Linked DNA regions of Homo sapiens: region 2 is linked to region 1. A link is a loop called in an ENCODE intact Hi-C map of the cell type or tissue named here. Cell type or tissue: OCI-LY7. All regions are shown on one strand. Links, peaks and the distances in the headings refer to the core of each region. The heading gives the core; the rest is flanking DNA. Region 1 holds the start of LOC105376093 (a long non-coding RNA gene). Region 2 has its middle 20 kb from the start of RFK.

Region 1 (15,664 bases), core at 4,358-9,357:
CATCTAACAGAGGCATTGCTCCAACAGTTGTCTCCATCTGGCTATTGTACCATCTTTTTTTTTTGAGATGGAGTTTCACTCTTGTTGCCCAAGCTGGAGTACAATGGCACAACCTCAGCTCACTGCAACCTCCGCCTGCTGGATTCAAGCAATTCTCCTGCCTCAGCCTCTTGAGTAGCTGGGATTACAGGCATGTGCCACCACGCCCAGCTAATTGTTTGTATTTTTAGTAGAAACAGGGTTTCACCATGTTAGCCAGGCTGGTCTCCAACTGCTGACCTCAGGTGATCTGCCCACCTCAGCCTCCCAAAGTGCTGGGATTACAGGCGTGAGCCACCACACCGGGCCTGTACCATCAATTTTTATCTCTCTACTGCATATGCTCTAATAGTTCCCATCTTAAAAAAAAATTCTTCACTCATCCCTGCCAATTACTACCCCATTTCTTTGCTGTCCTTCAGAGTAGAACTACTCACTTTTCTATACAAATATTTCAAGGTAAACTCCAGAAGATCACAGTCTGTTTTACACTTGGTTCAGTGAAGTGTGTTTATAGTTTCTTCAAATAACAGATTTATTTAAGTGTTTTGAATATTCAGCATTCATTTAACTTCTTAACCTACCAGAATATCATTATATTTTGGTATTAAGATAATGATTTTAAAATTATTTGAAATCCAAATATTAATAATAAAAATAATAGGAAATGTTCTTAAAAGAAGAGAAAAAGTCCTTACTTCTCTCTTGAACCCAGTCCAATTAGATTTTCATGGTCACCATGGCAGCCAAACAGTCCTTAACTCTACTCATGACTTCCAGTTCAACTGACTCTACCTCTTAGCCACCCTCGACCTGATTGACACTTCTTTCTTTTTCTTTTCTTTTCTCTTCTCTTCTTTCTTTCTTTTTCTTTTCTCACTCTCTCTCCCTCTCTCTCCCTCCCTCTCCCACCCTCCCTCTTTCTTTCTTTTCTTTCTCTCTCTCTCTGTCTCTCTTTCTTTCTTCTTCCTTCCTTTCTTCCTTCCTTCCTTCCTTCCTTCCTTCCTTCCTTCCTTCCTTCCTTCTTTCCTTCTTTCTTTCTGACAGAATCTTGCTCTGTCACCCAGGCTGGAGTGCAGTGATACGATATTGGCTCACTCACTGCAATCTCTGCCTCCCAGGTTCAAGTGATTCTCCTGCCTCAGCCTCCCAAGTAGTTGAGATTACAGGCATGTGTCACCATGCCCAGCTTATTTTTGTATTTTTAGTAGAGATGGGGTTTCACCATGTTGGCCAGGCCGGTCTCAAACTCCCGACCTCAAGTGATCCATCTGCTTCGGCCTCCCAAAGTGCTGGGATTACAGGCGTGAGCCCCTGTGCCTGGCCAATTCCCTTCTATATTAAGACTCATTCCTCAGGTCATCTCACACAGGATCATGACTTTAAATGCCATTTACTTGATGACTATTTCCAAATTTTTATCTCTAATCTATGCTTTTGTATTGAATTCTAGCTGAGAGATCCAGCTGCTTACTCAATATCCCCATTAGGTTATCTAATAGAAATCTCATATTTTACATGTTTAAAACAGAACCCTTGATTCTTCCCCCAAACTATTTCTCCTAAAGTTGTCTTAAACAAAAAATAAATTTCATTTTTCCAGTTTCTCAAGACAATAACTTTCAAGTTTTCCTTGACTCCTGTCTTTCTGTTTTACCACATTCAATCTAATGGCAAGTCCTCTTCATTCTAGCAGATCACCATTGCTCTATTCTCCATGATTGCTATGATCCAAATACCTTCATCCTTCAGCTAGATTATTAGACTAGATCTTTAACTGTACTACTAACTGTACTACCCACTTCTACCCTGACTCCCTTAGAGTCCAAGAACTTTCCAGAGCAATCTTTTCAAAATGTAATTCAGAGCTCTGAGAATTAATTTCGTCCTCTCACTCAGCCTCAAATATCAGATTGCTATTCTACCTTGAGGTCATAAAGTACATTTTTTCAACTCTTGATAAAATGTAAACATAAAGGGTAAAATCACTCCTTTGGTGACCATCATGACTATGACATATGCAGAACCTCATTATTTGCTGTACATTCTCTTCAAAAATCTGAAGTGATGACTTATGATAAAAGAAATCCTGGCTGGGTGTGGTGGCTCATGCCTGTAATCCCAGCACTTTGGAAGGCTGAGGGAGGCAGATGACTTGAGGTCAGGAGTTTAAGACCAGCCTTGCCAACATGACAAAATCCTACCTCTACTAAAAATACAATAATTAGCTGGGTGTGGTGGTGCACATGTGTAATTCCAGCTCCTCAGGAGGCCGAAGTGGGAGGATTACTTCTGCCAGAGAGACAGAGGTTACAGTAAGCCGAGATTGCACCCTTGCAGTCCAACCTGGGCTATAGAGCATGACCTTGTCTCAAAAAAAAAAAAAAAAAAAGAAAAAAAAGAAATCCAGAAAATGTTGGGAAGCCATGGATTCAAATGAGCAACAAAAGCATAATCAATAGTAAAAAGGCAAATAAACTAATTAAAATGAGGTATTACATTTGAACTGACATTACTTCAAAGAAGACATACAAATGGCCAATATACACATGAAGAGATGCTCAACATCATTAGTCATTAGAATTCAGTGTTACTGAGAAAATACACGTTTACCCATATCCTAATAAAAACCTTGAACTCTAACGTTAAGGAGAATCTTATAGGCTTCCAGAAAGAATAACAAGTTACCTACAATGGGAAAAAAAATATATTAGACAGGCATAGCATCAAACCTCACACCTAAAACATTGGAAACTAAAAAACAGTGACATATCCTCACACAATACTGAAAGAAAAGGACTGCTACCCAGAGATCCATACCCAGCCATTATTTCCTTAGTTGATGAGAGTGAAAGAAAACAAATACAAGAAGATGTAAGAGAGAGTAAATCATTATATTGGCAGTGCACTCTATTTGAGGAAAATACTCAGGAAGAGACTAATGAAACATCAAGTTAATTAGAATATATTATAAATCTCAATATAAGAAAAGATAAAGAAGAGTGATTGGTAAGTAACGAACCTTTACGCATGTATGTATATACACATATTGCAGAGATGGAGAGATTCTGACTGAAGATAAGGTAAGTGTAAACAAGGGCTCTTGAAATGGAAGATTTATAAGAATAATTCAAATGACACTCTAGAATGAAAATACTCACATGATATCAGAAAAAACCCAGGTGTCGAATATTGGGTCAGGGAAGAGAAGGAAAATATAAATTTTGAAAATTCACCAAGCCCATGAATTTCTAGCTGAATTTTATCTAACCTTTAGAGAACTGACAATACTACTTTTACTTAAATTACTATAAGCCATAGAAAAGGATGAAAAGCCCCCAATCCACTTTATAAAGGCAAAATAAACTGAATCAAAGCTGATAAAAATAAGACAAAATTGAAAATTGTAGACAGGCTCATGAATATAGATTCAAGAAATCTAAATAAAACATTTCTAATTAGAATCCAGTAACATATCAAAAAAAAAGATAGACCATGACTTCTTCCACGAAATTACGGGTTGTTCAGTACCGGAGAGTTTATCAGTATAATCTATTACACCATATTTTGAAGGAGGATGTATGATCATATCTTTAAGTACTTACCATTTATTTAGTAAAGCTGGACATGGTGGCATGCACCTGTAATCCCAGCTATACAGGAGGCTGAGGTGGGAGGATCATTTGAGCCAGGAGTTTGAGATGAGTCTGGGCAACAATAATGAGACCCTGTCTAAAAAAAAAAAAATTATTCGGTAAAATGGCAGCCATACCTAATGAATAAAATAAGAATTAAAGAAATTGTTTAATATAAAAGGCTATTTACCAAACCAATAGCCAATAGTATCCCAAAGCACAAAATGCTAAAGCCATTTTAATTGAACAGAAACTACACGGGAATGCTCACCATCATCATGACTAAACATTGGCTTGGAAGAGATCTCAATCACATTAACACAGCAATATTAAATAATTGACTAACATTCGAAAACAAGAATAAAACACTTTGTTTTTCTCATGGTGTGATCGTTAAAACAAAAGCAAAAACAAAAAACCACTCAAGTGACTGGTAAAAAGCTACTACAGGAAATAAAATACTAAGAGAATTTGTTAACACAGTTGGATAAACAATAAATATTTTTAAATTAATAGCTTTTTCCATATATTTTATTTTATTTTATTTTTTATGAGACAGGGTTTGCCCAGGCTGGAGTACAGTGACATGATCTCTGCTCACTACAACCTCTGCCTCCTGGGTTCAAGCAATTCTCCCACCTCAACCTCCCAAGTAGTTGAGACTATAGGCACATGCCACCATGCCCAGCTAATTTTTGTATTTTTTGGTAGAGATGGGGTTTCACCATGTTGGCCAGGCTGGTCTCTAACTAACCTCGCCTCGGCCCCCCAAAGTGCTGGGATTACAGGTGTGAGCCACTGTGCCCGGTCAGCTTTTTCTATATCTTAACAATAAGTACATAGAAGTAGAAACATGGAAAAATATTTCCTTCACAACAATGGTAAAACATAAAATATTTCAGAATAAATATAGCAAGAAAAAGCAAATCCCATATGGGGACACACACACATACACACACAATTTTATTGAAAAAAGTAAAACAGAGTCTGAACAAAAGAAAGGAAACTATGTTCTTGAATGGGAAAACAAATACTATAAAAGTGTCAGTTTTCAGGAAACTAATATATAAATGCAACATAACTTCTACTTCAGCACTGTATTAATTTCCTATTCCTGCTATAACAAATTGCCACTAACTTAGTAACTGAAATAACACAAAATTATTCTCTTACAGTTCTGGAAGTCAAAAGTTCAAAATCAGTTTCAGTGGGCTAAAGTCAAGTTATCAGCAAGACTGATCTTTTCCAGAAGCTCTGAGGGAAGAATCCATTTCCTCCTGTTTTCAGCTTCTCCTGGCATCTGTATCACTTGGCCTGTGACCTCTTCCTCCATCTTCAAAGTGAGTCACTCAGATCTCTGCTTCTGTCATCACAACACCTTCTCTTCTGCCTCTGACTCCCCTTGTCCCTGTTATAAGGATTTTTTGTGATTACTTAGAATCCATGGAATAATTTGGGATCACATCCCCATCTCAAAATAATTAGCTTTAATCACATCTACAAAGTCCTTTTTGCCATATAACGTAACATTCACAGGTTCAATGGACTGGGAAGTGGTCATATCATAAGGATTGAAGGGGGCACATTATCAGTCTAACACAAACACCAATAAGATTTTTAATATTGTTATGGAACAATAAATGCCCAAGAATAGCCAAGAAGATAGGGAAAAGAACAGTAAGTGGGGAGGGCACCTTAAAAGGCATTATGATAAAATCTACATAGTACTTTGGAGGGATAAATAGGTTAGTAGAACAGAATAGAGAATCCAGAAAGATATCTCAATATATGTGTGAATTTTTTTTTTTGACGGAGTCTCACTCTGTCGCCCAGGCTAGAGTGCAGTGGTGTGTTCTCGGCTCACTGCAAGCTCCGCCTCCCGGGCTCATGCCATTTTCCTACCTCAGCCTCCCGAGTAGCTGGGACTACAGGTGCCTGCCACCACGGCTGGCTAATTTTCTGTATTTTTAGTAGAGATGGGGTTTCACCGTGTTAGCCAGGATGGTCTCGATCTCCTGACCTTGTGATCCACCCGCCTCAGCCTCCCAAAGTCCTGGGATTACAGGCGTGAGCCACTGCGCCTGGCCTCAGCTGATCTTCTGATGGGCATCAAAGCCACTAGGGGTGAGGGTCCCAGAAGGGAAGGACCTTTTCAAGTCCCTTCCACACCATGCAGGTGTGAATTTAACACTTGACAAAAGTGTTATTTCAACTCAAGGAAAAAAGAATGGGTTACTTAATAAGTGATGCTAACACAACTACCAAGTCACAAAAAGAGAATAAAAGTAGACCTCTGTCTCACACAATACAAAATGGTATAAATTACATAAAGAATGAAGGCTCAGAGCTGGGCACAGTGACTCAAGCCTGCAATCCCAGCACTTTGGGAGGCCGAGGCGGGAGGATTACTTGAGGCTAGGAGTTCAAGACCAGTCCAGGCTGCATAGTGAGACCCCCATCTCTACAAAAAAATTTAAATGTAGCCAAGCATCGTGACATGTGCCTGTAGTCCCACCTACTTTCTGAGACAGGAGGATTGCTTGAGCCCAGGAGTTTGAGGCTGCAGTGAGCTATGTTTGGGCCACTGCACTGTAGCCTGGGCAACAGAGCTAGATCCTATCTCTATTTTAAAAAAGAAAAGAAAAGAATGAAGTCTCAAATGCAAACTAAAACAAAAAAATCATGTAAGAAAACCTAGAGTATGTACAAACTAGAGATGAGGCATACCTTCTTAACAGAGACTGGAATCCCACAAACTTAAGAGAAAAAAAAAACAGAAATATTTGAACATAAACAGATACAAATCCCTTATCTGAAAAATGTGCCAGGTACAAAATCAACTGACAAAAAAAGTTCAAAAAAATGTGTCATGCCAAAGCCAAGGGTCAGTGTCTGTAACATGCAACAAGCTCTTGCAAATAGACAAGAATGAGACAAATAACTCAAAAACCAGCATGAGCTGCCTGCCTGTCAGTTGCCCCATTTTTTTCATCTTTCTATCTCTAAGAGAGGCTGGCTCATCTTGAAGCAGAATGTTCAGAGTCTTGAAATACTACTATTTCATAATTCTGAAGCTGTTAAAACCAAGTAAATGATGACTTTGCTGGTGACTAATACAAAAATGGTTATCTGTTCCTGCCAGTGAGAGAATCAAGTATTTTTCACTTCTCTCTGGCACATTTAAACTGAAAGAAGAATGCCCTTATTCATTGGGTTTCTTTCCTTCTCTTTCTCTCTTTTAGAGTTCACTTAAAAGTTTCCATGATGAGCTTAGTTTCAGATTTGTTTTCTTTTTTTGCAGTAACAGCACTTAATGTTGTTTTGCTTTGCAGAGTAATTCTTCCATCGGAATTTCAGATTTTATTTTATTTTATTTCATTTTATTTTTGAGACAGAGTCTCACTCTGTCCCCTAGGCTGGAGTGCAGTGGCATGATCTCAGCTCACTGCAACCTTCACCTCCCAGGTTCAAGTGATTCTCCTGCCTTAGCCTCCTGGGTAACTGGAATTACAGGCACGTGCCACCAGGTCCAGCTATGAATTTCAGATTTTAAAGTGGGGTATTTTGTTATTTGCAGTATGTCAACTTTCCCCCTCTTCATTTACTCAGTAAGCTTAAGCTAGGTTTGAAAAGAAAATAATAATGACCCAGAGTTGGCAACATAGGGGGAAAATAGAACCTCATCATGTGCCTAAGCCTGTATGCTCACTCACTTGTTACACCCACAAAAGAACTTTCTATTTTAATTCAAATTCTTCCTTCCTCTTCTAAAATATCAATCCAGGCTAAAAACAATGTATGTTTGTACTGAAATCTAAATATATGTTCTACAGAAATTCTAGATCACATCTGTGGTGCCAAGGGGCAGAGAGGGACAAATAAAAGTTTTCTTCAAAAACAATATGACAGAAGGGAGTAGCTGGCTTCAGTCTGACTTTCCTACCCTCTCTAAGCCTCAGTTTCCTCATCTGTAAAATGGGAGGGAAATTAGTACCTACCCCATACGGTTGTTTTGGAGATTAAATCAGATAATGCATATGATTTAGCCAAAGAGCGTTGGATTAGTAAGATCTCAATAAATGTTGATTATTATTAGTTTGTTCTTATGTAGGGCCACCAGCACTTGATTAGAAGAGTGGCTGTTTCCATCTCTCTTCCTGGAGGTCATTTTGCCTCTGCAATGTGGAGGGTAAGCCAGCAGTGGTTTTCAAACTGTTCTCAGAGCCCTGGGATTCCACAGAGAGGCCTGTGGGCTGTAGAGGGATCAGCGTGAGGCTGAGATGGTGGGTGAGACTCTGAGACTCCCACTATAGCTTTGATTTTTTTCTATTTTATATAAAAGGAACCTGCCTACATTTCACTTCAAAAACCATTAATCTTTTAATTCTGCAAGGCTAAGGCAATTCTGTTATTCTGTGGGCATTCCTCCTTTTTAAAATGACTTTTCCTAGCTTTTTAGTAATCTTTTTTTTCTTCATTATCCATCCTTAACCACCTGATCCCTCCTGAGAGAAACAAAGCATTCAAGAAGCCACATCTGTGTTAGTATGAATTACTTTGATGTATTATGCCTTTGGGGAGGTGCTTGCATTTTAAAAGAGTCCAAACAAGAAGAGGATAAATAGGATAAAGAAAGATTGCTTTTCTGTTGACAGAAATCCTGGCACTACGGGGAAGACTTTTGAGGGTGGGGTGAGAGGGAAGTCTTTTGTAAAACTGCTAAAATGGCAACTCTAACCATGCCTTAATGAAATAATAACAGCGACTAGCACTGGTAAAGAGATTCTGACTTATACAACAATTTAATCTCCATCTTCTTGGCTGATTTAACACGAGCCTCCTGTAAATGAGGTGCTACTGTTTTCCCATGTCCATTTCCAAGACAAGGACATAGAGGCCCTGCATGGCTCAGTGACTCACCTCAGTTGGCAGAGTTAGGCCCTGACTCGAGTCTCGGGCACTCTCCCCAGGACCACACTGCTACCTCCACCCATTTGGGAAGCCAAGCCTGCTGATACCCAAGGCACCGACTTTTGAACACTCCCTTTGCAGAAATGGCACAAGCTGGGCCACTCATTTTTCTGATGCTTCCTCCTTGGAAAGAAAGGAATGGCTGTAGCAGAACTGTCAGCTCTCAATGAGCTCTTTGTGCAAGTAAATTCCAGAGTTTTTATGAACGATGATTACAGCAAGGGCTGCTTTCCCCCCCCAGTAGTTATGGTCAAAAGATTGCTGTTTCAGCCATGCCTGGCATTCCTCCAGAAAACTCCTGGATATATGCACTATGAGTTGCAGACTTGTGGATTATTGAACCTAGGAGACTGAAGAAACCAAGAAGCTCTCGATTTTAATGAGTAAATGTTTCTTTCCATGTCAAAATCCCTGGTGACACAATTTTTTAAAGTTCCAGAAAGTAAACATAAATGTCATTAATCACTGGAGGAAAGGTTATCTTTTTCTATCATATTTCCACAGAGCAAAGTTGCCTGGTTTTTACTTATACATGTCTATCAAGACTAACTGGCATGAGGACATGTGTGTAATAAGCTCTCAACATATATATTTGTTAATGAATGAGTGAATTAGTATATCCTTTAATTTGGAGGCCAAGCAATCATGATAGCAAAAGCAACAGAAACAACATGATAACTTCCTCTGGGATAGCCCTTCACTATGGTGGACTCTGAAAATTCTAGCACACAGCACTGAAGTTAATTGCTTACTGCACTCAGGGAGATCACTACCTTGACCATCTTCGCCATTGAGTAGGGAAAAATAAGTTGGAATATTGATGATATTTGAGGGTGTGGATGAAAGCAAGCTTTTCATTGCAGGAGCTTGAGATATAGTAGTTTAGGACTGGTAGACACAGCAAGGCAAGAATTTTGAGACAGAATTTTGAAGAGTCTTGGAGAGAAAATCCATTTGTTACAATTCAGTGAAGGGTTCCACAGTATGATGTTCATTCAAATAAATTTTTCCAAAGATATTTGCAACTTTTATTATTCTGAGCAAGAGGTTCCTGGAGTGGAAAAATCATGGTGATGAAGACAGAGGAGGAATAAGGTCATATTCATGAAGCCAAATAGTACAATCAGTTTCACCAACACCAGGGTTTGCAAACCATAGCCCAAAGGCCCAATCTGGTCCATGCCCAGTTTTTATAGTTTTATTGGAGCAGTCCTATGTTCATTCCTTCAAATGTTGTCTGTGACTGCTTCCATGCTACAAACACAGAGTTAAATGGTTATGAAAGAGACCATATGGCCACAGAGCCTAAAATAGTTACTATCAGGCCCTTTACAGGAAAAGTTTGCCAACCCCTGATATGGATGGTAAGCTGTGTGGGAGTAGATGGTTTCACTTCTCATTTTATTTATTTATTCATCAAATTATGTATTAAGCACCTATTGTGTGCAAGGTACCTTTATAGGTGTCAGGAATCTAGCACTCAACATGATGAATACCAGCCCCCATGGAAAAAAATCAACAAATGATATAAACCACATAGAAATAAGTGCTATGAAGGAAAATTAAGCATGGAAAGAAGATACAGAGGTATTGGGATGGTAGAGGGGGGCAACAGGGACCCTTTGGGATGTGGCAGTCAAGGAAAGCCTCTCTTACGAGGTAATATTTGAGTAAAAAACCTCAATGGGGTGAATGATGTGAAGATATGAGATAGAGAATGTCTCAGTCTATTTTTTGCACTATAACAGAATATCACAGACTGGGTAATTTATAAATAAGATAAGTTTGTTTGGCTTATGGTTCTTAAGTTTGTTTGGTTTGTGGTTCTTGGTGCTGGGAAGTCCAAGGGCATGGCCCCAGCATCTGCCAGGCTACCTGGTGAGGGTCATTTCATGATGGTAGGGCAAAAGGCAGAAACAAGTGCATTAGACAAGAGAGGGAAGTGGTCTGAACTCAGTTTTTGTATCAGACACCCTCTCCCATGATAACAATGTGAATCCTGAGCCCTCCTGACCTAATCACCTCTTAGGGTCCCCACCTCTCAATTTCATTACAATGGCCGTTAAATTTCAACATGAGTTTTGGCAAGGACATTCAAACCACAGCAGAGGCTTTGGGGAAATATTTCCAGTCAGAGGGTAAAGAAATGCAAATATCTGGAGCCCAGAACAAACTTGGTGTGTTGATAATGGTAAGCAGATCAGTGCTGCTAAAGCAGGGTAAGCAAAAGGCAGAGTGGAAAGAGCTGACACTGGAGAGCTAGCAAAACCAATGAACTAGTAAAGGCTTAGGGAAGGTGGCAGGGTTTGAACTTTATTCTGAATATGATCAAAAGCTAATTGGGGGGTATTAAGCAAGGGAGGGATGGGATATGATTTACATTTTAAAGGCTCACTGAGGCTGCTTTAAATAATTGACTATAGAGGAACAGAATGGAGGCAGGGATGCAATCACAGGAGAGAAATTGTGCTTAGATTACGTGGCAGAGATTGGAGGTGGTGGTTGAGCATCAGTGTGAGTTGAGACAAATTTTAAAGGCACAGCTAATAAAACCTGCTAATGAGTGGGGCATGGAGTATGAGAGAAAGACAAGAGTCAAAGGTAATTCTGAGGGTTTAGAATTGAATGATGGGTGAATGATATTGCCATTTACTGAGATATGGTGAAGACTTAAAGGCAAGGAAGGATGAAATTAAGAGATCTGTTTTGCTCCTGTTAAATTTCACATGCCTGTTAGACATTCAAATGAAGATGTCAAGTTGACAGTTGGATAAGAATATGTGCAAATGGAATAGATTGGGCATAAGATCTAATTTGGGATTCATCAGCATATGGATGGTATTCAAAGCCATGGAATTTGCTGAGATCACCCAGGGAATGACTATAAATTTTCTTTAAAAGGCGGGGTTGATTACTAAACCCTAAGGCTAGTGGTGAGTTGGAGCTGGCTCACCACTGACCCTAGGGTTTAGTAATCAGCCCCTCTAATTGAACACATCTCTTCTCAACTCCCCATTCAGTGACATCATGCTAATAGCTTGGAATCAGCCATAGTGGACATGATTGAACCATGAAAACTGGCAAACACTACACATCATGGTCCCCCTCCTTCCAATAGAAACAGTTATCAAATATTTACCAGCACACCACTGCCTGGGGCTCTCATATTTTGAAGTCATGAAAGGCAGGAAGAGACAGTATGAGAGACTGAGAAGAATTGGAATGTGAAGAGGTAAGAGGAATACCAGAGTGTGGTGTCTTGACCCAAGGTCAAGAGACAATTATGTGTTCTTTGTCTTTTCTCCCTTCTCCAAGGCTTTCAGCTCTTGGAGTTGATGGAACATATCACATTATAGAGAGTGTTTAACTCTCTAACCTATCCTTCACTTAATGACTTTAACTCATTCGTATAAACCCTGATGCTCTGGAGAGCCATTATATGAAAAATATTTCCATGAACTGTAATTGGAAAATTACGACGTGTTCTATCTTGACCAAAGCAAGATACCTAAGCAATTTCCAGAGATAGAAAGCACATCAATTGACCATTGAAAGCAAGTTTAAATAAGTAATAGAGCATAAATGGAAAGTAAATAAATACAGACTATACATCAAGTGCAAATTAATGAAGAAAAATCTTGGGAACATGTGGTGAGTGGCAGAGGAGGGTGGGTGAAAGTCACTGGTATGTGCATTTTTTCAAGCAATTTTTTCACATATTTTTCAACCTCTTATGGCTCATGGTTATCTAAATATAAATATTATCTTTAAAAAAGATAATATCACAGAATAACACATTTAGAACCAAAGAAAGGCTAAAAGCAAGATTACTCTGAAACACAAAGTAATAATATACATGAATAACAAGTCTGAAGAATCCTAGAAGATACCACCCATTCGTTCTTCTTGCTTGGCTCACTTAAGCAAAGCAAAATGTGTAGGTTTGTTCAAACATGGTGCACAGTGATGTTATCTGACTAGAAATTGTTGTGTCAAGTGAATTAATGAGTGTGTCTGTCTAAAACCATAATGGCAAACTAACAGTTCTCATTGAGTATATAGTTATTGTGTTTGGGGTGAAAACTTATTATATTCAGAAAAAGAAATTGTTCATAACCTGGTAAAACCATTTTGCTGAGAAGTCATTAACAGCACAGTTTTTATGGAAGACAAGTCAGCTTTCAGTTCTTCTGTCCAAGAGGAAAAATTTCTCTGTTCTGCAGAAAGTAGCAGCACCTGTCAATTCTGTATGTTCTGTTTTTGAAAGGCTTCAGCCTCACAAAACCCATATTGTCATTGTCATTATTATTATTATAGCTACTGATTATTAGAAGGTAATATGTATCAAGCAAGCTAACAATTATTTATTCCCCATTATATAGAGGAAGAAATTTAGTTTCACAGGAAAAGAAGTAATTCAAGAGGGGAGACTAAAGCAATGTCTTCTGAGGAACTAAAATTAAAAGGAGAAATATTTTAAATAATGATTTCTTTAATTGTGCAATTAAAAAACGTACTTATGTGCTTCTTGACTTCACACACACACACTGCTTCAGCAGCAAACACCAGAGCAGAGCACATATTTAGTGAGACTAACTCTATAAAATAGAAAGGGACAATGAGCATGCATCATCCGTATAAGCCACATGGATGACAATGTCAGTTGAGGGCACACCTTATACTGTTTTTCTGGAGCACAGTCTTAGTTTGTTTTCTACTGCTATAACAGAATACCCAGTTTATTAACAATAGAAATGTATTTGGCTTGTGGTTCTGAAGGCTGGGAAGTCCAAGGGCCTGGTACTGGCATCTGGTGAGAGCCTTTGTTCTGTGTTTTCTCATGGCTGAAGGTAAAATTTAGTACTCAAGACAGAGATAGGGGCTGGGTGCGATGGCTCATGCCTGTAATCCTAGCACTTTGGGAGGCTGAGGTGGGCATATTGCCTGAGCTCAGGAGTTCAAGACCAACCTAGAACAGTACAATCAAAATGGCGAAACCCATCTCTACTAAAAATACAAAAAATTAGCCAGGTATGGTGGCATGCACCTGTAGTCCCAGCTACTTGGGAGGCTGAGCACAAGAATTGCTGGAACCTAGGAGGTGGAGGTTGCAGTGAGCTGAGATTGCGCCACTGCACTCCAGCCTAGGCAACAGGGAGAGACTCTGTCAAAAAAAAAAAAAAAGACAGAGATAGGAAATTGGGCCAAAGTTATCCTTTTATCAAAATCCCACTCCAATAATAACTAACCTTCTCCTGCAATAATGGCATTAATTCATTCATGAAGGCTATGTAACTATGACCTAATCACCTCCTAAAGGTTCTACCTCTTAATACCGTCACAATGACAATTAAATGTCAACATGAGTTTTGGAGGGAACATTCAAACCATGGCAAGCACAAAATTAGTAATGATGGGTTGGAGATATTAAGGGACTTACTCTAACCACAAAACAAGTACACAATGTTTCAGTCAATGACAGACAACATGTACAACATGGTCCCATAAGATTTTAATGGAGCTGAAAAGGTCCTGTCACCTAGTGATGTTGTGGCCTTTATAATATTGTAGTGCAATGCATTATTCACATGTTTGTGATGATGCTGGTGTAAACAAACCTACTGTGTTGCTAGTTTTATAAAAGTATAGTATGTCGTGCCACTGCACTCCAGCCTGGACAATACAGCAAGACTCCATCTCAAAGAAAAAAAATAAGTATAGCACATACAATGATATACAGTACATGATACTTGATAATGATAGTAAATGTCTATGTTACTGGTTTATGTATTTACTATACTATACTTTTAATCATTATTTTAGAGTGTACTACTTCTACTTACATATTTTTTTAAAAGTTAACTGTAAAATAACCTCAGGCAGGTCCTGCAGGAGGTATTCCAGAAGAAGGTATTCTTTTCATAGCAGATGACAGCTCCATGAGTGTTATTGCCCCTGAAGTCCTTCCAGCGGGATAAGATGTGGAGGTGGAAAACAATGATATGGATGATCCTGACCTTGTGTAGGCCTAGGCTAGTGTGTCTGTGTCTTTGTTTTTAACAAATAAGTTTAAAAATTAAAAAAAAATTCTTAAATAGAAAAAAGTGTATAGAATAAAGATATAAAAAAAATTTGTATAGCTGTAAAATGTGTTTGTATTTTAAGCTAAGTGCCATTACAAAAGAGTCACACAAAGTTAAAAATAACTAAAAAGTTAATAAAACGAAAATGTTACAGTAAGCTGAGGTTAATTTATTATTGAAGAAAAAATTTTTAATGAATTTAATGTGGCCTAAGTGTACAGTGTTTATAAAGTCTACAGTAGTGTACAGTACTCACATTTATTCACCACTTACTCACTGACTCACCCACAGCAACTTCCAGACCTGCAAGCTCCATTCATGGTAAGGATCCTATACAGGTGTATTTTTGTTTTTAGACAGGATCTCATTCTGTCACCCAGGCTGTGGTGCAGTAGCACGATCATGGCTCACTGCAGCCTCAAACTCGTGGGCTCAAGCAATCCTCCTGCCTCAGTCTCCCCAGTAGCCCAGTCTCCACACTAGGCTAATTTTTTAATTTTTCTTTTGTAGAGACAGGGTCTCACTATGTTGACCAAGCTGGGTTAGAATTCCTGTCCTCAAATGATCCTCCTGCTTCAGCTTCCCAAAGTGTTGGGGTTACAGGCATGAGCCATGGTGCCTGGCCAGGTGTACATATTTTATCTTTTGTATATTTTTCTGTACCTTTTCTATCTTTAGATACACAAACACCACTGTGTTACAACTGCCTATAGTATTAAGTTTAGTAACATGCTATACAACTTTGCAGCCTAGGATACCATATAGCCTAAGTGTATAGTAGGCTATACCATACCATCTTGGTTTGTGTAAGTTACACTCTATGGTGTTCACACCACAAAGAAACCCCGAATGAAGCATTTCTCAGAACACATCCCCAACATTAAAACACGTGACTGCATTTAGTAAAGATTTAAACACAGCACTTACTGGCACTGA
Region 2 (15,664 bases), core at 4,611-9,610, 150 kb after region 1:
GGTTTTATAAGCTTCTGCTGTTTCCCCTTCTTGCACTCATTCTCTCTCCTGCTGCCCTGTGAAGAGGTGTCATCCACCATGATTGTAAGTTTCCTGAGGCCTCCCCAGCCATGCAGAACTGTGGGTCAATTAAACCTCTTTTCTTTATAAATTACCCAGTCCTGGATATTTCTTCATAGCAGCCTAAGAATGAACTAACATAACGGTAAAACCCTGGCTCTACAAAAAACACAAAAATTAGTCGGGTGTGGTGGCTTGCATGTGTAGTCCCAGCTACTTGGGAGGCTGAGGAAGGAGAATTGTTTGAGCCCAGGAGGTGGAGGCTGCAGACAGCTGTGATTGAGCCATTGCACTTCACCCTGGATGACAAAGTGAGACCATTTCCAAAAAAAAAAAAAAAAAAAAAAACAACCTACAAACAAATTGAGTTGCCATCAATAAGACATTAAATTGTGTGGGTTGTTTTTTGTTGTGGTTTTTTTTTTTTTTTTTTTTTTGAGACAGGGCCTTGCTCTCTCATCCAGGCTGGAGGGCAATGGCTCCATCTCGGCTCACTCAGCCTCCCTCCTGGGTTCAAGCAATTATCGTGCCTCAGCCTCCCTAGTAGCTGGGACTACAGGCACACACCACCATGGTCAGCTAATTTTTGTATTTTTTTTAAATAGAGATGGGGTTTTACAATGTTGGCCAGGCTGGTCTTAAACTCCTGACCTCGTGTGATCTGCCCGACTTGGCCTCCGAAAATGCTAGGATTACAGGTGTGAGCCACTGTGCCCAGCCAACATTTACTTATTTGTAAAAATCCAAATGCTGGCATTGTCCAGGAAAATCTAACAAGTTTATTTATAATTGTTATAAAGGTGAATTGCTGACACTTGTTTAATAAAACATTTTGATTTGCCTCAGTGCTTTATATTTCCACATTCATATTAACAATTCGCACACAAGTGAAAATGGTAAAACTGTCAATATCTGATTTCTATCCCCTATTTTTCCACTTGCATTTATATACTTAGGTACTTTTTGACCCCATGAGGAAAAAATATCAAACATTCAGAACCACCACTAACAGGAAGATGAGAGGATTTTTCATTTGTTTGTTTTGAGAATGAAATGTTTCCTTTCATAGTGGATTCTTTTTTTTTTTTTTTTTCCTTTTGAGATAGGGTCTTGTTCTGTCACCCAGGCTGGAGTGCAGTGGTGTGATTTTAGCTCACTGCAATCTTGAACTTCTGGCCTCAAGCCATCCTCCTGCCTCAGCCTCCCAAGTACCTGGGACCACAGCTGCATGCCACCAAGCCTGGCTATTTTTTTAAAATTATTTTTAGTAGAGAAGAGGTCTTGCTATGTTGCTCAGGCTGATCTTAAACTCCTGAGCTCAATTGATCCTCCTGGCTCCGCCTCCCAAAGTGCTGGGATTACAGGTGTGAGCCACCACACTCAGCCATAGTAGATTCTTAAACATATTCTCAATCTATGTAGCATGCTAGCTGGATGTCTTTAGTCATAACTGTTATACTTTGGGCTGGGTGTGGTGGCTTGTGCCTGCAATCCCAGCTAAATGGGAGGCTGAGCCTGGAGAATTGCTTGAGCCCAGGAGTTCAAGGCCAGACTGGGCAACATAGCAAGACCCCTCTCTCTAAATAATTTATTTTAATTAGCCAGGCCTGGTAGTGTGTGTCTGTAATCCCGGCTTCTCGGGAGGCTAAGGGAGGAGGATTACTTGGCCCAGGAGTTCAAGGCTGCAGTGAGCTATGATCACGCCACTGCACTCCAGCTTGGGTGACAGAGCAAAGCCTTGTCTCTAAAAATATAAATAGAAATGAAATATAAAAACAAACAAAAAACACTGTTACACATTTGATACAGAGAGCACCCAGGGTGGAAGTCCCACATGATAGACCACACTTGCTTCCTACAATAGACCTCACTTGCTTCCAATAGCTGTGCTCTGGCAACACAAATCTGTTTTGAAGTCCTAAGCAATTTCTAATATCAGGTACTGGAATGAAAGTTTGCAAATCAGAAATTTGGTGGACTTTTGATAACATCTAATTTCATGGAGTGCCACAGTATCAAGCCTGTAATGCTAAGGTTTCTTCATTTCTCCAGTAGAGGGTGCACTCTTGGGAAAGGCATTTGTAGCCAGATGTTTTCCGGGTGCCAGCTTTGTAGGAGCCATGGTAAGTAGGAGACACCTCCTGACTTACCTTCCTTCTTTGGCTGGAGCTCAGCAAGATAGAGGTGCTGGTGTTAGAGAGTAGCAACTGTGTGGTGGCTGCTCAACTTATTTAGTAAATGTTATTTTTAGACAGTACATTTTATGTCAGGATTCAATTCTGTTAAGTCACAATGTAGCAGTATGATCTCCACCACTGCTCCAGATGGAAACATTGCTTTACATTTTTTCTTTCCCTTTCTCTTTCTTTTTTATTTTTTTGACACAGGGTCTCAATTTGTCCCCCAGGCTGGAGTGTAGTCGCATGATATTGGCTCACTGCAGCCTAGACATCTTGGGCTCAAGGGATCCTCTCACCTCAACCTCCTGAGTAGTTGGGACTACAGCCACACCCCATGCCTGGCTAATTTTCGTAGAGACGGGGGTCTCGCCATGGTGCTCAGGTGGTCTTGAACCCCTGGGGTCAAGCGATTCTCCCGCCTTGGCCTCCCAAAGTGCTGGAATTACAAACATGACCCACTACGCCCAGCTTACACTTTAAACTATTTATTTTCCATTTATTTTACCAACCAATATGTATTTAGTAACAACCCTGTGCCAGACATGGTATTAGCTCTGGTGACACAGTAATGAAGATGGACAAAGTCTGTTGTCATGGAGTGTATATTCTGGAGGGGGATTGTGACAGCCAATAATCATGTAAATAAGATGGTGATGATTGGGATGGGGGCTATAAGGGATTAAGCACTGAGAATCGAAAGAAAGAATGACTGTTGATGTTATACAGATTATGCAGCCATAGAGGAGGCAATGTTGGGACTCAGAAAAGTGATACCCCAAAATATGGTGTTTTGGTATACTGAACTAAAAGAAGCAGCCTCGAGGTCTCTCTGACACCCCCCTCCAGCCTCCACTAACATTTTGTCTCTCCCAAGGCACAGGATGAGGCTCTTCTCTGATATTCCTTTATCACCTTTAAGACTGGACCCACAAAGAAAACACAATTGCCTTCCATCCCCTCTCCGAAATCTCATTACCTATCACAGAAAAGAAGACTGAGTAATGTAACCACACCTGGATGAATTTTTTCACAAAACAATGTCTGCCTTTCAGGCTCATTCAAATTCTAAAGAGAATAACTTACAGATTAATTCCTGTCTCCCAGGTTCATTCATTTCCCCTAAAAATCATTTGCTGCCCCTCAAAATTGTTACACCCTCAACTCCCCTTCCCCTGTGAACAAGAGTATGTAAGCAACTGGACCTCATTTGGGTTATTGGGTAATCCTACCCCTGCAATTCCCTCATGTTTATGCATGTTAAATAAATTTTGTATGCCTTTTTCTGCTTTTTAATCTGCCTTTTGTCAGTTCATTTTGTAAACCACAAATAAAATTCTAAGGCCCACCAACCAACCGTCTGAATAGACCCCCTCCTCTCAGCCAGGGCACTCCAACATTAACCTGAAAACCTGGTGCAAGCCATGATGGGAAGAGAGGGTGGGACATGCCTCATTATACCCTCCTCCCTTTTGGAATTCAGAAAAAGTTGACCAGCATGTACAATCAACACAGACTTTAAGTCTAGTAAGAAACACTTACAATCTGTTTTCTCCAAAGTCTGTTACCTGGAGGCTTTCTCAGCATGATAAAACTTTGGTTTCCACAACCTCTTATTGTAACCCAAATATTCCTTTCTATTGATAGTAGTTCTTTCAACCAATTGCCAATCTAAAATATTTTAAATGTACCTATAACCTGGAACCCCTCCTCCCCTCTCTGCCCACTTGGAGTTGTCCCACCTTTCTGGACTGAACCAATGTATACCTTACGTGTATTTGATTGATGTCTCATGTCTCCCTAAAATGTATAAAACTAGGCTGTACCCCGACCACCTTGGGCACATGTTCTCAGGGTCTTCTGAGGGCTGTGTCATGGGCTATGGTCACTTCTATTTGGCTCAGAATAAATCTCTTAAATATTTTACAAAGTTTCACTCTTTTCATCAACAATTTTCAACAAACCCTTAACAGGATGACGGACGCTTTCCCTTGGCCCCTCTACAATCATACAGGTGGGTGATGTGTGAGCTTTGCCATGATCTTACTGGGGTGCTATGAGTTGCTGAGAAATTACTGAAGAAATTAATGGCCTACAAAAGTGATATGAAAATTATTTTAAACTGAAAATGCCTGTACAACCAGCAGCTACAGAAATAAACATTATCCAAACTTAAGCAGGGCCTCCTGAAAATACAGATGCCTTTGGCTCCCCCACCCACCAAAGGAGTTTCCTGTTGGGAGAATACTGAAGTGTGAATTCAGCTAGCTATTAACATCAGAAAAGCCAACAGTACCTTTCATTCTTCCCCTTTGAAGTTTTAACTCCTCCCTGTTTTGTTCAGTTGACGTAAAAACATTTACCTCTGGCTTCTTATCCAGTTACTCCTTACTGAGTAATGAGTGCATGTATAAATAATTCTTGTTCTGTTCATCCATCTATTGTCAGTTAATCTTCAGGCCCCCAAGCAATTGAAACTAGTGGGTAGAGGAAAATTTTCCTTCCAACACTACATTGTGATACATACTCAGGTGGGTAAAAAAAGACTAGGGCACATTTTGTTGAATATTTGTCAACTTCATTTACTGCGGAGATGGCATTTTTATGTCCATAACCTCTGAATTATAATTTTGAAGAAGGCACTGAGGTAGGATTACATTTATTTCACCCATAGTTATTAAAGCAAATAATTTCATGAGCTTCATAAATAACTATAAACTATTTCAAAGAAAACATTTCTTAACTCATTGTTTAGATTTAAGGCAGATAAGTGACACATTTTTTATCATATCTTCTTTTTTTCTGAGACAGAGTCTGGCTCTGTCACCCAGGCTGGAGTGTGGCACAATCTTGGCTCACTGCAACCTCCATCTCCCAGGTTCAAATGATTCTCCTGCCTTAGCCTCCCAAGTAGCTGAGATTACAGGTGCCCACCACCACACCCAGCTAATTTTTTGTATTTTTAGTAGAGACAGGGTTTCACCATGATGGCCAGGCTGGTCTTGAACTCCTGACTTCAAGTGATCCACCCGCCTCAGCCTCTCAAAGCGCTGGGATGACAGGCGTGAGCCACTGCACCCAGCCAGATCATATCTTCTTAATTCCTAAGTATCACAAAAAAGCTTTTTCATCTTATTCAAAACTTAAAATTAAAAGAAGAATTTATGCCATAGTGTTAGTTAAATACGTAGTGAGACTGGAGAGTTCCCTGGATCCCTTCGTGGGACTTGCAACAGGGGTGTGGTTCGCTTACTCAGCCCCCCACTCAAACCCCTTGCAGGAGGGGGAGCGTGCAGGCAAGCAGGTGCCAAGGCTGGGGCAAGCACTTCTGGGCTCTGGCCCTATGGCAGCATCTAGGGGTGTGTTACAATTAATGCTCTTTTAGCAGTTGCCATTCATGGATGGCTAAGTGTTAACTGGCTCAGAGGAGAGTCAGCACGACAGCATTTTACTCTCTGCCCTCTTGGTATCCTGGTCCTTGTCTGGCATCCAGGAAGAATCAGGTCACATGGACTTGAAGGATGGTGAATGCAGAGGTTTTACTGAGTGAAGGAGGTGGCTCTTAGTGGGATGGGCAGCTGGAAAGGGGATGGAGTGGGAAGATAATCTTCCCCCTGGAGTTCAGCCGTCCCTGGCCAAACTCATCTCGACAGTCAGATGCTTCTTCTCTTCTTTCCTTCTCTGCCATGACACTCTGCTTGTCTGTAAGTGGAATTTGAGGTTTTTATGGGTATGGGATGGGGGGTATGATGGGCCAGGGCAGTTTTGGAAAAAGCAACATTGGAGTGGGAAAACAGGGATGTGAAGTTCTCATTTAGGGCTGTGGGCCCAGGCTTGTGGGTAGGGCCTTTGCCAGGGAACTGCCCTCTTCTATTCAGTATTTCCCTGCCTCCTGTCCATATCAATAATAGTTGGCTGCTGCTTCAGCCCCTGTGATTACCAGGAAGCATGAGAGCAATCTTGGCAGTGGAACAAAAAAACATTGAATAATGATTTGTGGGCACACCATACAAAATCACAATGGAAAGACAAACAGGAAGTCTCAGGGTTTTGGGTTTTTCTTGTGTTTTCTGGGGATAGAGGGGGCCCAAGCATTGTGTAATTAGTTGTCAATAACTTTCTTTGTGAATTCTACATGTGGAAGATCTGTTTCACATGTGCTTTGGCATTGAATAATTATTTTATTGATGCTTTGTTAAAACAAAGATAGAATCCCATTTTATATCTGGTTATGTAAATAGAAAACTGTACACACTGCTCTACTCTTGCTTTTCATGGGAGGGGAAATGGCTTCCCTCTACCCTTCTAGGTTCTTTGGCTAGGCCATGAATTAAATTGACAGATGATAAATTAACAAGAGAAAAATCATCTTAATTACATATGTATGCATAGGACTCTGACAAATATGTGAGACTTAATTCCAGCTTCCACTAGCCATCCTGTCCCACCTAAGGTGGGGGGAAAAATCCAAGGGGCAGAGACAGTATGTGAAGTTCACCGTCAAGGTCAGGTGTGGTGACTCATGCCTGTAATCCCAATACTTACCAAGACTGAGACAAGTGGATTGCTTGAGCCCAGGAATTCAAGACCAGCCTGAGCAACATGGTGAAACTCTGTCTCCACAAGAAATACAAAAATTAGCCAGGTATGTGGTGCGTGCCTGTAGCCCCAGCTACACAGGAGGCTGAGGTGGAAGTATCACCTGAGCCTAGGAAATCAAGGTACAGTAAGACATGATCGTGTCACTGCACTCCAGCCTGGGCAACAGAATGAGACTCTGTCTCAAGGAAAAAAAAAAGTTCACAGCTAAAGGGCACATAAAGGCTTACTAAATGCCTAAGACCTAATTATAGTGCCAGAGGCATTTAAAGGAGAGCAACTCCATCTTGAATAGGAGCTACGTAAAATAAAGCCCAGACCTGCTTGGCTGCCATCCCAGGAGGTTAGGCATTCTTATTCACAGGATAAGACTGGAGGTGAACAGGACTGGTATCACACGTCAGAGGTTGTAAAGACCCTACTGATGAAACAGGATGTGGTAAAGAAGCCAGCCAAAACTCACCGAAACCAAGATGGAGATGAAAGTGACCTCTGGTTGTCCTCACTTCTCATTATATGTTCGTTATAATGCATTAGCATGCTAAAAGACACTCCCACTAGCACCATGACAGTTTACAAATGCCATGGCAACTTCTGGAAATCACCCTACATGTTCTAAAAAGGCGAGGGACCCTCAGTTTCTGAAACTCTTCATCCTTTTTCTGGAAAACTCATGAATAATCTACCCCTTGTTTATCATCTAATCAAGAAATAACCATAAAAATAGTCAACCAGCAGCCCCCTGGTTGCTCTGCCTATGGAATAGCCATTCTTTTGTTTCATTACTTCTCTATAAACTTGCTTTTTACTTTACTCTGTGGACCACCCTGAATTATTTCTTGCATGACATCTAAGAACCCTCTCTTGGGGTCTGGACTGGGACTGCTTTCTGGTAACGATAGGACCATAGAATGCTTCTCCTCCCCTCAAATCTTACCAGCACATCGCTAAAGGTGTACTTTTTGTTGTTTTGTTGAAAGGTGTCATTCAGCAAAAAATGACAAGGCACACTAAAAGGCAAAACAGAATTTGAAGAGACTGAGGATGCATCAGAATCAGACTAGATATGGCAGTGATGTTGATATTACCAGATTGTGAATTTAAAACAACTATGATTAACATAGTAAAGGCTCTAATTGAGAAAGTAGGCAGAATTCAAGAACAGATGGTCAATATAAGCAGAAAGATGGAAATTCTAAGTAAGAATCAAAGACAAATATTAGAAATCAAAAACATTGTAACAGAACTGAAGAATGCCTTTGATGGGCTTATTAGTAGATTGCACATGGCTGAGGAAAAAATCACTGATCTTGAGAATGTGTCAATAGAACCTTCCAAAACTGAAAAGCAAAGAGAAACAAAAAAGACTGGACAAAAAAACCCAGAATATCCAAGAACTGTGAGACAAGTACAAAAGGTGTAGCATACATGTTATGGGAATTCCAGAAGGAGAAGAAAGACAGAAAAGTATAGAAAAAATATTTTAAGCAATAAAGACTGAGACTTTCCACAAATTAATGTCAGACATCAAACTACATATGCTGGAAGCTCAGAGTACATCCAGCAGGATAAATGCCAAAAAAAAAAAAAAAACAAAAAAAAAAAAAACAAAACAAAACAAAAAAAACCCTAGGCATATCATATGCAAACTGCCAAAAATCAAAGACAAAGAAATATCTTGAAAGAAGCCACAGGAAAAAACACTTTACCTATAGAGGAGAAACATAAAATTTACAACCAACTTCTCTTCAGAAACCACACAAGCAAGAAGAGTGTTCTATTTTTCTGTAATTTCATCTTAAGGTCTCTTTCTGGAGAATGGCAGTAAACTCCTGTCCTCTCTCACATGGCTCCAGGAGATTTGGTTGTGAATATTTACAATGTTTCTTTCATGAGATACTTCTTTAGCCTGACAAACAGCTGGATGTCTAAGTGTCTGACCTGTGACCAGGTGTCCCACTCACAGGAAACTTGTTTATAGTGACAGATATCCTTATGGCTCTTGTCTGACCTGTGTCCAGTTTATTTCTACCAAGATAGCCATTCTTCAGAAAAGCCCTGGCCAGGAAAGAAGTTAGGTTTAGATGTGTCATTCAGCTGAGACACAAAGAAAGTAATTCAAACAAAACATGAAATAACACAAGCAGTATATTACTTTCAGATCCCAGAGAGAAGACAGCAGCATGCCCCATGGGGCCAACAGGAAGTAGGGAGCTATTTGGGACGTGTACACTCAATCAGCAGGCAAGGAGCAAGAGAGAGAATGAGGAACCCATGGGCTGAAGACTTTATTGGGGTCTAGGGCATTATCCAGGCAGGTTTCCCTTGGGAAGTTCTAATTAGTGGGTTTAGAGGAAGTAGATACAAGTACATGAAATCATGCTGTGACTGAGAAGTGGTCACTGTGGCATATCTGCACAATCAGTGCAGTAGGGGGTTCAGCAAGGTGAGTCAAGTAGGTTGTATCTAGCTGTCTGATAGGGAGGTGGTCACCAGGAAGCAGTCGTATAAAGCAGATATCTGGATCAACCCCACTGAGGAACTGGGATGAAGTAGAGAACCAGAAGCTGTGTCAAGGGTGACTAAGCCCTGTTTCCAATATGAGAAAATTAAACCTGTGTTCAAAATGGATGCTGAGGCAACATAAAATTGTAAGAAATCACTACAAAGAGAGTGAAGTGAAATATTTAAAGTGGTGAGAGAAAAAAACTCCCAACTAGAATTGTGTATCCTGTGAAATTCTTCTTCAAAAGTGAAGTAGAAATAAAGACTTTCTGAGACCAACAAACACTAAGGAAATTTGTTGCTAGTAGATCTGCCTTGTAAGAAATATTAAGGAAATTCTTCACATAGAAGAAAAATAATGTAGGTCAGAAATGTGGATCTACATAGGGAAAGATAGAGTATCAGAGAAGAATAAGTTAAGGTAAATAAAAACTTAAAAAATTTTTAATTGGTCTAACATAACATTTTGTTTCAAATAATAATGGCAAAATGTATTTGATTGGGTGTATATACATACACTTATGCTTATGTATGCTTCTGCTCACTAAGAAAATATAAGCATTCATTAAGTGAAATGCACTACACAATAATACCAGAGACAGGAGGGAAGACTTAAAAATATTTTGTTATTATAAAGTACTTGCACTACCTATAAAGCAGTATAGTGTTAATTGAAAGTGGACTTCAGTTAGTTGTAAATGTATATTGCAAACTGTATAGCAACCAAAAAATTATTTTTTAAAAGAAGCATAATTGGCCAGGCATGGTGGCTCATGCCTGTAATCCCAGCACTTTGGGAGGTCAAAGCGGGCAGATCACTGGAGGCCAGGAGTTTGAGAACAGCCTGGCCAACATGGTGAAACCTTGTCTCTACTAAAAATACAAAAATTAGCTGGGTGTGGAGGCATATGCCTGTAGTCCCAGCTACTCAGGAAGCTGAGGTAGGAGAATCGCTTTAACCCGGGAGGTGGAGGTTGCAGTGAGCCAAGATCATGCCACTGCACTCCAGCCTGGGCCACAGAGCAAGACTCTGTTAAAAAAAAAAAAAAAAAAAAAAAAGTATAATTGATGTGTTAAAAAAGGAGAGAAAATGAAATCATATAAAATGCTCAAGTAAAATCACAAATGGGCTGAGTGCATTGGGTCACACTTATAATCCCAGCACTTTGGGAGGCTGAGGCAGGTGGATGGCTTGAGCCCAGGATTTCAAGACCAGCCTGGGCAACATAGTGAGATACTATCTCTACAAAAAATACAAAAATTAGCCAGGCATGGTGGCATACATGTGTAGTTTCAGCTATGTGGAAGGCTGAGGCAGGAGGATCACTTGAGCTCAGGAGGTTAAGGCTGCAGTGAGCCATGATCATGCCACTGCACTCCAGCCTGGGCAACAGAGTGTGACCCTGTCTCAAAAAATAATAATAAAAAATTTCAAAAACAAACAAAAAAAACCCCCAAAATGGCAGGGAAAAAGTGGAAGTCAAAAACAGGAACAAGGAATAAAGACAATGAATAGAAAAGAGTGACAAATATTGTAAATATTCATCCATTTATATCAATAATCACTTTAATATCAATGGTCTAAATATACCAATTAAAATACAGAGATTGTCAGAGTGGATTAAAAAACAAGACTCAACTATATGTTGTCTATGTAGAAACCCACATTAAATGTAAAGACATATATAGATTAAAAGTAAAGGGATGGAGAAAGATATTCCATGCTAACACTAATCAAAAGGGAGTGGGAGCAGCTATATTTATTTCTAACAGAGCAGACATCAGAGTAAGGAAAATGATCAGGGATAAAGCATGGCATTATATAATGGATAAAGGGCTCAATTTTCAAGAAGACATAACAATCCATAGTGTATATGTGCCTAACAACAAAGTTGTAAAATATGTGGGGCAAAAACTGATAGGAATACAATGAGAAACAGATGAATCCACTGTTATACTTGGAGACTACAGTATCTCTCTAACAGAACTCAACAGCACCATCAATGGGGTATAATTGACATTTCTAGACTGCTTTACCCAACAACAGCAGAATACACATTCTTCTCAGACTCAAATGGAACAAGATAGATAACATTCTGGGTCCTAAAACACACCTTAAAAAATGTTATTAGTTTTTTATTTTTTTAAACTTTTTTTATTATTTAAAAATAGAGACAAGGTCTTGCTATGTTGCCCAGGCTAGTCTTGAACTCCTGGGCTGAAATAATCTGCCTGCCTTGGCCTCCCATAGTGCTGGGATGACACGCCTGAGCCACCGCACCCAGCCTTAACAAATTTTATTTTAATTAATTAATTAATGTTTTTGAAGAGAGTTTTGTTCTTGTCACCCAGACTGGAATGTAATGGCACAATCTCAGCTGACTGCAACCTCTGCCTCCTGGGTTCAAGCGATTCTCCTGCCTCAGCCTCCAGAGTACCTGGGATTACAGATGCCTGCCACCATGACAAGCTAATTTTAGTATTTTTAGTAGAGATGGGGTTTCATCATGTCGGTCAGGCTGGTCTCCAACTCCTGACCTCTGGTGATCCACCCACCTCGGCCTTCCAAAGTGCTGAGATTACAGGCATGAGCCACCGTGCCCAGCCCAAATTTTAAATATTATAAATCATCCAATATATTATTTCAGGTCACAGTGGAATTAAACTAGAAACCAGTAACAGAAAGATAGCTAGAAAATCCCAAAATACTTGGAAATTAAACCATACTCTAAATAACACATTGGTCAAAGAAGAAATCTCAAGAAAAATTTTAAAATATTTTGAAGTAAATTAAAATAAAACCACAACTTATCAAAATTTGTGGATGCAGTGAAAATAGTACTTAGAGGGAAATTTAGGGCATTGAATGCATATATTGGATAGGAAAAAATATCTAAAATCAGTCATCTAAGCTTCCACTTTAAGAAACTAGAAAAAAAAAGGGCAAATTAAATCCCAAGCAAGCAAAAGAAAAGAAATAATAAAAATTAGACCAGAAATCAATAAAAATCAGCCAGATGCGGTGGCTCATGCCTGCAATTCCAGCACTTTGGGAGGTCGAGGCAGGTGGATCACCTGAGGTCAGCAGTTCGAGACCAGCCTGGGCAACGTGGTGAAACTCCGTCTCTACTAAAAACACAAAAATTAGCAGGCCATGGTGGCACCCGCCTGTAATCCCAGCTACTCAGGAGGCTGAGGCACGAGAATCACTTGAACCCAGGAGGCAGAGTTTGCAGTGAGCCAAGATTGCACCACCACACTCTGGGCTGGGTGATACAGCAACACTCTGTTCACCTCCCCACAGTCCAAAAAAGAAATCAATAAAAATAAAAACAGAAAATCAATAGAGAAAATAAATGAAACCAGATGCAGTTTCTTTGATAAAATCAATAAGCCTCTAGCCAGGCTAACCAAGAAAAAAAGAGAGACACACACACAACTTAATAACATCAGAAATAAGAGAGGGGACATCACTACAAATGCTGGGAGCACTATAAGAATCATAAAGAAATATGAAACTCTCTATGTCTACAAATCTTATAATTTAAGTAAAATAGACTAATTCCTTAAAGACACGTTCGCCAAAACTCATGCAGAAGAAATATACATTCTGAATAAGTCTATATTTATTAAAGAAATTGAACAATTATAACCTTCGAAAACAAAAAACACCAGGCCCAGATAAATTCACCAGTGAATTCTTCTAAATATTTAAGAAAGAAATCATACTAATTTTCTATAATCTCTTTCAGAAAATAGAAGTAAAGAGGCCAGGCATGGTGGCCCACACCTGTAATCTCAGCACTTTTGGAGGCTGAGGTGCGTGGATCACTTCAGGTCAGGAGTTTAAGACCAGCCTGGCTAACATGGTGAAACCCCGTCTCTACTAAAAATTACAAAAATTAGCTGGGTGTCATGGCACACTCCTGTAATCCCAGCTACTTGGGAGGCTGAGGCAGGAGAATTGCTTGAACCTGGGAGGCAGAGGCTGCAGTGAGCCAAGATTGTGCCACTCTACACTATAGCCTGGGTGACAGAGTGAGACTCCATCTAAAAAAAGAAGAAGAAGAAAAGAAAATAGAAGCGGAGGAAGTGGTTTCTAACTCATTCTATGAGACCAGCATTATCCTAATACCAAAACTAAAGATATTTCAAGAAAACTACAGACCAGTATCTCATGAATATAGATGTAAAAATTCTGAACAAAATATTAGCAAGTTAAATCCAACAATGTGTAAAAAGATCCTTTGAACTGAGGCTGCAAGAAAAAAAAATTATATACATGACCAAGGAAATTTATTCCAGGTATGTAAGCCTGGTTCAATGTTTGAAAATTAATGATTAATAATTCATCATTTCAACAGACTAAAAAAGAAAAAAACATGATCATATTAATAGGTGCAGAACAATTATTTGATAAAACCAATACCCATTCATGACAAAAACTCAGCAAATTAGGAATAAAAGGGAACTTCTTCAATAGAATAAAGAACATTTACAAAAACACCCCACAGCTAATGATGAAAAATTAGAAGCTTTCCCAGAGCAGGAGCAGGTCAAAGATTTCCCCTCTTACCACTCCCTTTTAAAATCATACTTGGAAGTCCTAACTAATGCAGTAAGGAAAGAAACAGAAATAAAAGGTATGCAGATTGAGAAGGAAGAAGTAAAGCTGTCTTTGTTTGCAGATGATCTGAACATTTACGTAGAAAATCCATAAGAATAAACCACCACAACAAAAGATTCCTGGAACTAATAAATAAGTATAGCAAGGTTGCAGGATACAAGATTAACACACAAAATTTGATTCCTTTCTGGTATATCAGCAATTAACCAGTGGAATTAGAAACTTAAAACATAATATCAATACCATTTATATTAACACCCCAAAATATGGAATACTTAGGTATGAATCTAACAAAATATGTACAAGATCTATATGAGAAAAACTACAAAACTCTGATGAAATAAATCAAAGAAGAACTAAATAAATGAAGAAGTATTCCATGTTCAAGGATTGGCAATTCAATATTGTTAAGATGTCCGTTCTTCTCAATGCGATCTATAGATTCAACAGAATACCAACCAAATTCCCAGCAAGTTATTTTGTGATATTGACAAACTGATTCTAAAGTTTATATGGAGACACAAAAGACCCAGAATAGCCAACATAATCATGCATGAGTGTTAGTCAGAGGACTGACACTACCTGACTTCACGATTTACTATAAAGCTACAGGATTTACTAAAAGTAATCAAGACATAGTAGTGTTGATGAAAAAGTGGACAAATAGATCAATAGAACAGAACAGAGAGGCAGATATAGAGCCAAATAAATATAGTGAATTTATGTTTCACAAAGGAGCAAAGGAGAAAATGGACAAGAGTGTTCAAGAAATGCTGCTGGAACAACTGGACATCTACATGCAGGAAAAAAAAAAGAATCTAGACATAGACTTTATACTCATGCCCAAAATTAGTTCAAAATGAGAAAAATAACTCTATTATAATATATAAATCCTATTTTAGAAATTTGAAGTGTAAATGCAGTGCAGTAGTGTGGCAATAGAGAACACTGACCCAGAAGCTAAAAAAAAAAAAATTAACTCAAAATGGATCATTTTGTAAAATGCAAAACTATAAAATTCCTAGAAGATAACATAGGAGAAAATCTAGATGACCTTGTGTATGGGAATGACTTTTTATTTTATTTTTTGAGATGGTGTCTTTCTCTGCTGCCCAGGCTGAAGTGCAATGGCACAATCTCAGCTCACTGCAACCTCTGCCTCTGGGGTTCAAATGATTCTGGTACCTCAGCCTCCTGAGTAGCTGGAATTACAGGCATGAGCCACCATGCCCGGCTAATTATTGTATTTTTAATAGAAACTGGATTTTGCCATGTTGGTCAGGATGGTCTCTAACTCCTGGCTTCAAGTGATTCACCTGGCTCAGCCTCCCAGAATGCTGGGGTTACAGTCATGAGCCACTGTGCCTGGCCAGAACTCTTAAAACTCTACAAGAAGAAAGTGAACAACCTGATGATTTTTTCCTTTTTTGAGATGGAGTCTCGCTCTGTTGCCCAGGCTGGAGTGCAGTGGCACAATCTCGACTCACTGCAACCTTCGCCTCCTGGGTTCAAGCAATTCTCCTGCCTCAGCCTCCTGAGTAGCTGGGACTACAGGTGCACGCCACCACACCCGTGAGCCACCACGCCTAGCCAATTTTTCTTTTTTCTTTCTTTCTTTTTTTTTTTTTTTTTTGAGACAGGGTCTTGCTCTGTTGCTTAGGCTGGAGTGCAGTGGCACAATCATGGCTCACTGTAG

What was found. Hi-C counts contacts between places; a loop is a spot of excess contacts. Peaks named below come from ENCODE experiments on the same cell type or tissue, not always from the same donor. Only the 100,000 strongest peaks of a DNase experiment are listed, where the experiment ranks them.
Region 2: a loop joins it to region 1, with 2.7 times the contacts of the local background. A loop is called at or near these places in 1 of 110 quality-filtered maps.

The regions. Positions count from the first base shown.
Region 1 is chr9:76,553,796-76,569,459 of GRCh38, reverse strand. LOC105376093 (a long non-coding RNA gene) reads right to left here and starts at 11,539. Exons shown (of 3, transcript XR_007061584.1): 1 at 8,595-11,539; 2 at 4,848-5,082; 3 at 3,732-3,771. In OCI-LY7, for the core only: no CTCF peak of the experiment used is centred there; DNase peaks (open chromatin) are centred at 6,853 and 7,390; H3K4me3 peaks cover 629 bases; H3K27ac peaks cover 1,360 bases.
Region 2 is chr9:76,406,434-76,422,097 of GRCh38, reverse strand. It overlaps a transcript of GCNT1 not described here and the pseudogene H3P32. Among named protein-coding and RNA genes, the nearest start is that of RFK, 20 kb to the right of the region's middle. RefSeq lists enhancers at 4,232-4,813, 13,317-13,366. In OCI-LY7, for the core only: no CTCF peak of the experiment used is centred there; a DNase peak (open chromatin) is centred at 7,267.